Regions from separate parts of the Homo sapiens genome. Here region 1 is linked to region 2. Evidence: read pairs that join two places in POLR2A ChIA-PET (ENCODE). Cell type or tissue: A673. All regions are shown on one strand. Each heading gives the region's core, and the rest is flanking DNA. Links, peaks and the distances in the headings are about the cores only.

What was found. ChIA-PET counts read pairs that join two places held together with the same protein. Peaks named below come from ENCODE experiments on the same cell type or tissue, not always from the same donor. Only the 100,000 strongest peaks of a DNase experiment are listed, where the experiment ranks them.
Region 1: POLR2A ChIA-PET joins it to region 2 with 12 read pairs; 4 of 35 experiments call an interaction of 5 or more read pairs at or near these places.

What each region holds. Positions count from the first base shown.
Region 1 is chr10:102,868,208-102,871,115 of GRCh38, forward strand. It overlaps AS3MT (arsenite methyltransferase), which reads left to right and starts at 1,263. Exons shown (of 11, transcript NM_020682.4): 1 at 1,263-1,386; 2 at 1,598-1,638; 3 at 1,877-2,004. The coding sequence starts at 1,386. BORCS7-ASMT (BORCS7-ASMT readthrough (NMD candidate)) reads left to right here. Exons shown (of 15, transcript NR_037644.1): 6 at 1,598-1,638; 7 at 1,877-2,004. It also overlaps the pseudogene LOC124902567. In A673, for the core only: no CTCF peak of the experiment used is centred there; a DNase peak (open chromatin) is centred at 1,254; H3K4me3 peaks cover 1,160 bases; H3K27ac peaks cover 907 bases.
Region 2 is chr10:102,765,512-102,768,419 of GRCh38, forward strand. All of the region lies in intron 1 of WBP1L (WW domain binding protein 1 like), which reads left to right. Among named protein-coding and RNA genes, the nearest start is that of WBP1L, 23 kb to the left of the region's middle. In A673, for the core only: no CTCF peak of the experiment used is centred there; no DNase peak of the experiment used is centred there.

The DNA.
Region 1 (2,908 bases), core at 267-2,766, 100 kb after region 2:
AGGAGGGAGGATGGCTTGAGGCCAGAGTTGAAGGATCCAGAGATGATTGCGCAGTGACGCTAAGCTTGGGCCACAGAGTTGAGACCCTGTCTCTAAAAATTTTTTTTTAATTTAAATTATAAAAAGAGAAATGCTTGTTACAACCACAAAGGGAAACAAGATATACACATATAATTGTGGAAGTAAAAATAAATAATTTAAAAATACTTTTGGGTGCTCGCTTCGGCAGCACATATAGTTGGAATGATAGAGAAGATTTGCATGGCCCCTGCGCAAGATGACATACAAATTCGTGAAGTGTTCCATATTTAAAAAAACAAAAAATACTTTTGGGCCTGGCACTGTGGCTCATGCCTGTAATCCAAACACTTTGGGAGGCTGAGGCGGGCGGATTGCTTGAACCCAGGAGTTGGAGACCAGCCTGGACAACATGGTGAAATCCCGTCTCTATAAAAAAATACAAAAATTAACCAGGTGTGGTGGTGCACGCCTGTAATCCAAGGTACTTGGGAGGCTGAGGCGGGAGGATCGCTTGAGCCAGGAGGTTGGGCCTGGGTAACAGAGACCGTCTCAAAAAAATTTAAAAATTAAAAAAAAAACTTTCTGCAAGATGAAGTGACAATACCTGGAAAATACATGTGACTTGACCAAAAATTACTATAGGTGAAAATAAATTTAGCAAAGTTGCTTTCCTAAATACAACCCAAAATAGACTGGGAACAGCTACATACTGTTAATGGTTCCCTCTATGTGACATTCTAGAAAAGGCAGAACTATAGGGAGGGAAAACATCTGTGGTTGCCCAGGAGCTAGGGGTGGGAAGAGGGAATTTACTACAAAGAGGCACGAAGAAACTTGTGGGCCAGAGCTATTTTGGTCTCCGTTTTGGTGATGTATATACGTTTGCCAGAGTTCACAGAACTGCACACTGAAGAAAGATGGATTTCACGGAATGTGAATTATATCTCAACAAACTTGACTTCAAAAAACAGATCGAGAAAAGATGATTCTATTCCCAAAAAGGGGGAGGGGGGAAGATCATTATATAGGTGAGTGTTCATTTAAATCAGAGTACGAGATTTATCCGTGAAAATCGCAGTGGAGCGAACAAGGGGGATGCTGATACCGACCTCCTGGTTGGAAAGCCTGTAGAGCAGCGCGGATGACAGTGGAACAGCGGGTCAGGCGGTGGGCGCCTGAGCGAGGGGCTAGAGCGGGATGGGCGGGCGGAGCAAGCCTGCCAGCCTGGGCGGGGCCTCGGCACAGGAGCTGGCTGCGGGAGCCCGCCGTCCTGAGTCGCAGGCCGAGGAGACAGTGAGTGCGCGCCCTGAGTCGCAGGCCGAGGAGACAGTGAGTGCGCGCCCTGAGTCGCAGGCCGAGGAGACAGTGAGTGCGCGCCCTGGGCGCCCCGCCCCAGCCCCCAGCCCCTTCCCTGGGCCCCCGCAAGGCGGGAACGCGAGCGCCTCCCCCGAGCTGTGTCTCGAGACCTTTGTCCTCCCCTCACCCCTCGGCCCGCTGCCTGCCCTTTACTGGCCCCCTCCCTCATGCCCGTCCCTCAGCACCCTCTCCTTTCAACTAACTTTCCCGCTCCCGACAGTGGCTGCACTTCGTGACGCTGAGATACAGAAGGACGTGCAGGTGAGAGCTGTAGGGCCTGGAATGGCCCAAGTGGAGCCTAGGCTAATGGAAGTCTGGCCTGGCCCGCACCCTGTCCCCCGGGACTCCTGGAGTCGGGGTAGGGCAGGGTCTAGGCTTCGACCTTTCCAGGGAACTGAGGTCGGCCAAGTGGAGGTGGAGGTGGTGACGGAGCCCTCGCGCTGCAGTCACAGCTCTTCTCCCTCTCTACCCCTCACTCCACTGTGGGACGCTGGGTCAGACCTACTACGGGCAGGTGCTGAAGAGATCGGCAGACCTCCAGACCAACGGCTGTGTCACCACAGCCAGGCCGGTCCCCAAGCACATCCGGGAAGCCTTGCAAAATGTACACGAAGAAGTAGCCCTAAGGTAGAGTGCCCTGTGCTGTCCCCAGGAAGACCCCAAACAGCAGTTTTCCCAAAAGATAATGATGCAGGTCACTAGGGAATTAACCCGTAGCCACCAACCCATCAGCTTGCCTTGTCTATTGTAAAAATCCTAAATCTCAGCACCCATCATCTTACTGCTCTAAGAACCTCCGATGAGTCTGGGCGCGCCAGTGAGCCTGTAGTCCCAAGTGCTTGGGAGGCTGAGGCAGAGGATCGCGTGAGCCCAGAAGTTACAGGCTGTAGTGTGCGATCCGGGATGTGAATAGCCACTGCACTCCAGCTTGGTCAACATAGCCAGATGCATCTCTAAAATAAATGCGTACTTTAAAAAAATTGCCTAAAAAAAAGAACCTCCAGCGTGAACACTCTGTAGTCCCTACCCATGCTCACAGAATACAGTCACACTCACTGGATCTGCCATTCAAGATATGCGCAGTTCAGCACCCACTAATCAACCTTGGCCCTTTTGACCCTTCCCTTCCTCACTCCATCAGCACTGCCTGCCCAGCCGGCAGTCACCAATTTGGAAGGTCTTCCCTTTTCTTTTTCCTTCCCAACCCTGCGCATCCAGCACCACGCTGCTGTCCCACCTACTGCATGGAGCCTTCTCTAATCCTTGAGCGGCCTCTTCCCCAAACTGCCACAGCACTCTGTCACTCGGTCTGTCCGTAAATCACGGGAAGTGTTTTCTGTGCACGATGTTTTATCTCGCCTCTCAAATACACCTACGCGGCGGGGAGCGGTGGCTCACGTCCGTCATCCCAGAACTTGGGAGGCCAAGGCAGGTAGATCACTTGAGGTCAGAAGTTCAAGACCGACCTGGTCAACATAGTGAAACCCTGTCTCTACTGAAAATACAAAAATTAGCTGGGTGTAGTGGGGCA
Region 2 (2,908 bases), core at 293-2,792:
GCATGTGCCACCACACCCAGCCAGGATCCTCTCTTTAGTCACGTCTTTATCTCTTCATTCATGTGACGATCTTTTCTTGAGGGCCTGCTTTGTGCAAGGCATCGTGCTTGGTCCTGTGAGGGATATGGAAGTGAACGTTTCACATCTTACCCCTAAGTTGCTTACTTTAGAGGAGAAGGTAGGGCTGAGAAGAAATATCTAAAACATAAAGTGTGAAATGGCTTTGTTGAGTTTATGAGTTGCATGTAAGAAGTGAGTGGATTTTCCTATAAAAGCACAACCAAGATGATTGCTTTCTGGACAGTGAGAATGCTTAGAGCACCCAGAACTGCTTCTAAGGACTCAGAGAGAGTTGAGATGTCTGTCATAAAATGACCTTGCTGTTAGCCTTTTTCTTGGGTCAGCCACCATTGTACCCACATTCCCACTTAATATAGACCATGTCTCTCTTTATCTCACCCAAAGTTTAAATAACAGTGAAAGATGAAATCAGATTGGTGGAGACCTGGAAGCTTAATTTTCCTAATGGTTCTCTTTCCAAATTACATCTGGCCGAGGCAGGAGGATCACTTGAACCTAGGAGTTCGAGACCAGCCTTGGCAACATAGGAAGACCCTGCCTCTATAAAGATTAAAAAAAATTAGCCAGGGCCAGGTGCAGTGGCTCACATCTGTAATCCCAGCACTTTGGGAGGCCGAGGCAGGCGGATCACCTCAGGTCGGGAGTTTGAGACCAGCCTGACCAACATGGAAAAACCCCATCTCTACTAAAAATACAAAAATTAGCTGGGCATGGTGCGCATGCCTGTAATCTCAGCTACTCAGGAAGCTGAGGTAGGAGAATTTCTTGAACCCGGGAGGCGGAGGTTGCAGTTAGCTGAGATCGCACCATTGCACTCCAGCCTGGGCAACAAGAGCGAAACTCTGTCTCAAAAAAAAAAAAAAAAAAAAAGGAAAAAAAATAAGTTGGGCATTGTAGTAAACGCCTGTAGTCTCAGCTACTTGGGAGGCTGAGGTGGGAGGATTGCTTGTGCCTGCGAGGTTGGAGGCTACAGTGAGCCATGATCGCACCACTGCAGTCCAGCTTGGGTGACAGAGCAAGATCCTGTCTCAAAAACAAAAAGCCGGCCTGGCCAACATGGTGAAACCATGTCTCTATTGAAAATACAAAAATTAGCTGGGCATGGTGGCACGAGCCTGTAGTCCTAGCTACTTGGGAGGCTGAGCAGGAGAATTGCTTGAACTCAGGAGGCGGAGGTTGCAGTGAGCCGAGATTGCGCCTCTGCACTCCAGCCTGAGCGACAGAGCGAGACTCTGTCTCAAAAAAAAAAAAAGCAAAAAACAAATTTCATCTGAGTGTGTTTCATGTAGTTGGTGTGATCTACATCCCTCCTTTTGTTCTTATTCCGATCTTTGGTTTGGAGAGCAATTGTGAGGAGGCATGAAATGTATCTGGAGATAGCTATGAGCTGCAGCCTGCTGATTTTCATGTAATTCTTGGCTACTTGCCAGTATGGTTGGGGTTAAACTGTTTCCAGGGTAGGAAAAACACGAACCTAGCATTTTGATATGAAAACAAACAAGGCTACTTTGTACTTGATGAAGCTCAAGTTGCAGATCCAGTGAGAGCCCATTAACTATTGGTGAAGGCCCACTGACAGTGTTGAGTTTCAGAGACCCCTGCACATTCTGGAGATGGCAGCGAATTGTTGTGCAGCCTACGAAAGTAATAAATATTTCTGCAGTGATTGTCAACAACAAAATGATTTTCTTGTTTGGGGGGTGGGGAGGCAAGAGGCAGAAACCTTAGGAAGCTGTTGCAAACCAGTTTCAGCTTCTGCTACTTTTATTTCTTTCCATTTAAAGCTGGGTGCAGTGGCACATGCCTGTAGTCCCAGTTACTCAGGAGCCTGAGGTGGGAGGCTCACTTGAACCCAGGATTTTGAGGCTGCAGTGTATTATGATGGCCCCTGTAAGTAGCCACTGCACCCCAGCCAGGGCAACATAATGAGACCCTGTCTCTCAAAAAAAATAAAAGACTGAGGCTGCACCAATGACATGGGGTGGAGTCAGGAACCTAGGACTCTTTCTGGCCCACTTTGGAGACCGAGAGCAGGATTCTGTGAGGTTGAGGTCAATGACTGGGAAAGCCCCAAAGTTCTCATCTGTATCTTCCTTCCACCTCCCCCAACCTCTGCAATAAAACAAAATCAACTCCAAGATTGACCATATTTTAGTAGTAAATATCAAACAAGCAAAATGAGGGCCTAAAATACTCCACTAAAATAGAAATTCCTATATTTGATATTCATGCTGCTACTGTAATCATCAGAAAGAAAAACTGTGCTGGTCAAAGATACTCACTCATTAGATGTGTACATGTGTAGGGCCTTGACATTCTACCCCCAACTAATCTTTGCGTCATCTTTTTCTGCCTTTGGACGTATGCCCCATGCGTCCTTGTTTCCATACTTTTATTCATGCTCTGCTCTGCGTAGTGTGCTCATTTTATCCACTGAAACCCTACGTATTATTTCAGTATCCATCTCTTTGGGGTTTTTTAGTTTGTTTGCTTTTTGAGACGAATTCTTGCTCTGTTGCCCAGGCTGACATGCATTGGCATGATCTCGGCTCACTGCAACCTCCGCCTCCTGGGTTCAAGCGATTCGTTCTCCTGCCTCAGCCTCCCAAGTAGCTGAGTTTACAGGCATGTGCCACCATGCCCGGCTAATTTTTATATTTTTAGTAGAGGCTGGTTTTGCCATGTTTGCCAGGCTGGTCTTGAACTCCTGATCTCAGATGTTCCACCCACCTTGGCTTCCTAAAGTGCTTGAGCCATTGCGCCTGGCATTAGTTTTTTGTTTTTTTTTTTTTTTTTTTTTTTTTGAGACGGAGTCTCGCTCTGTCGC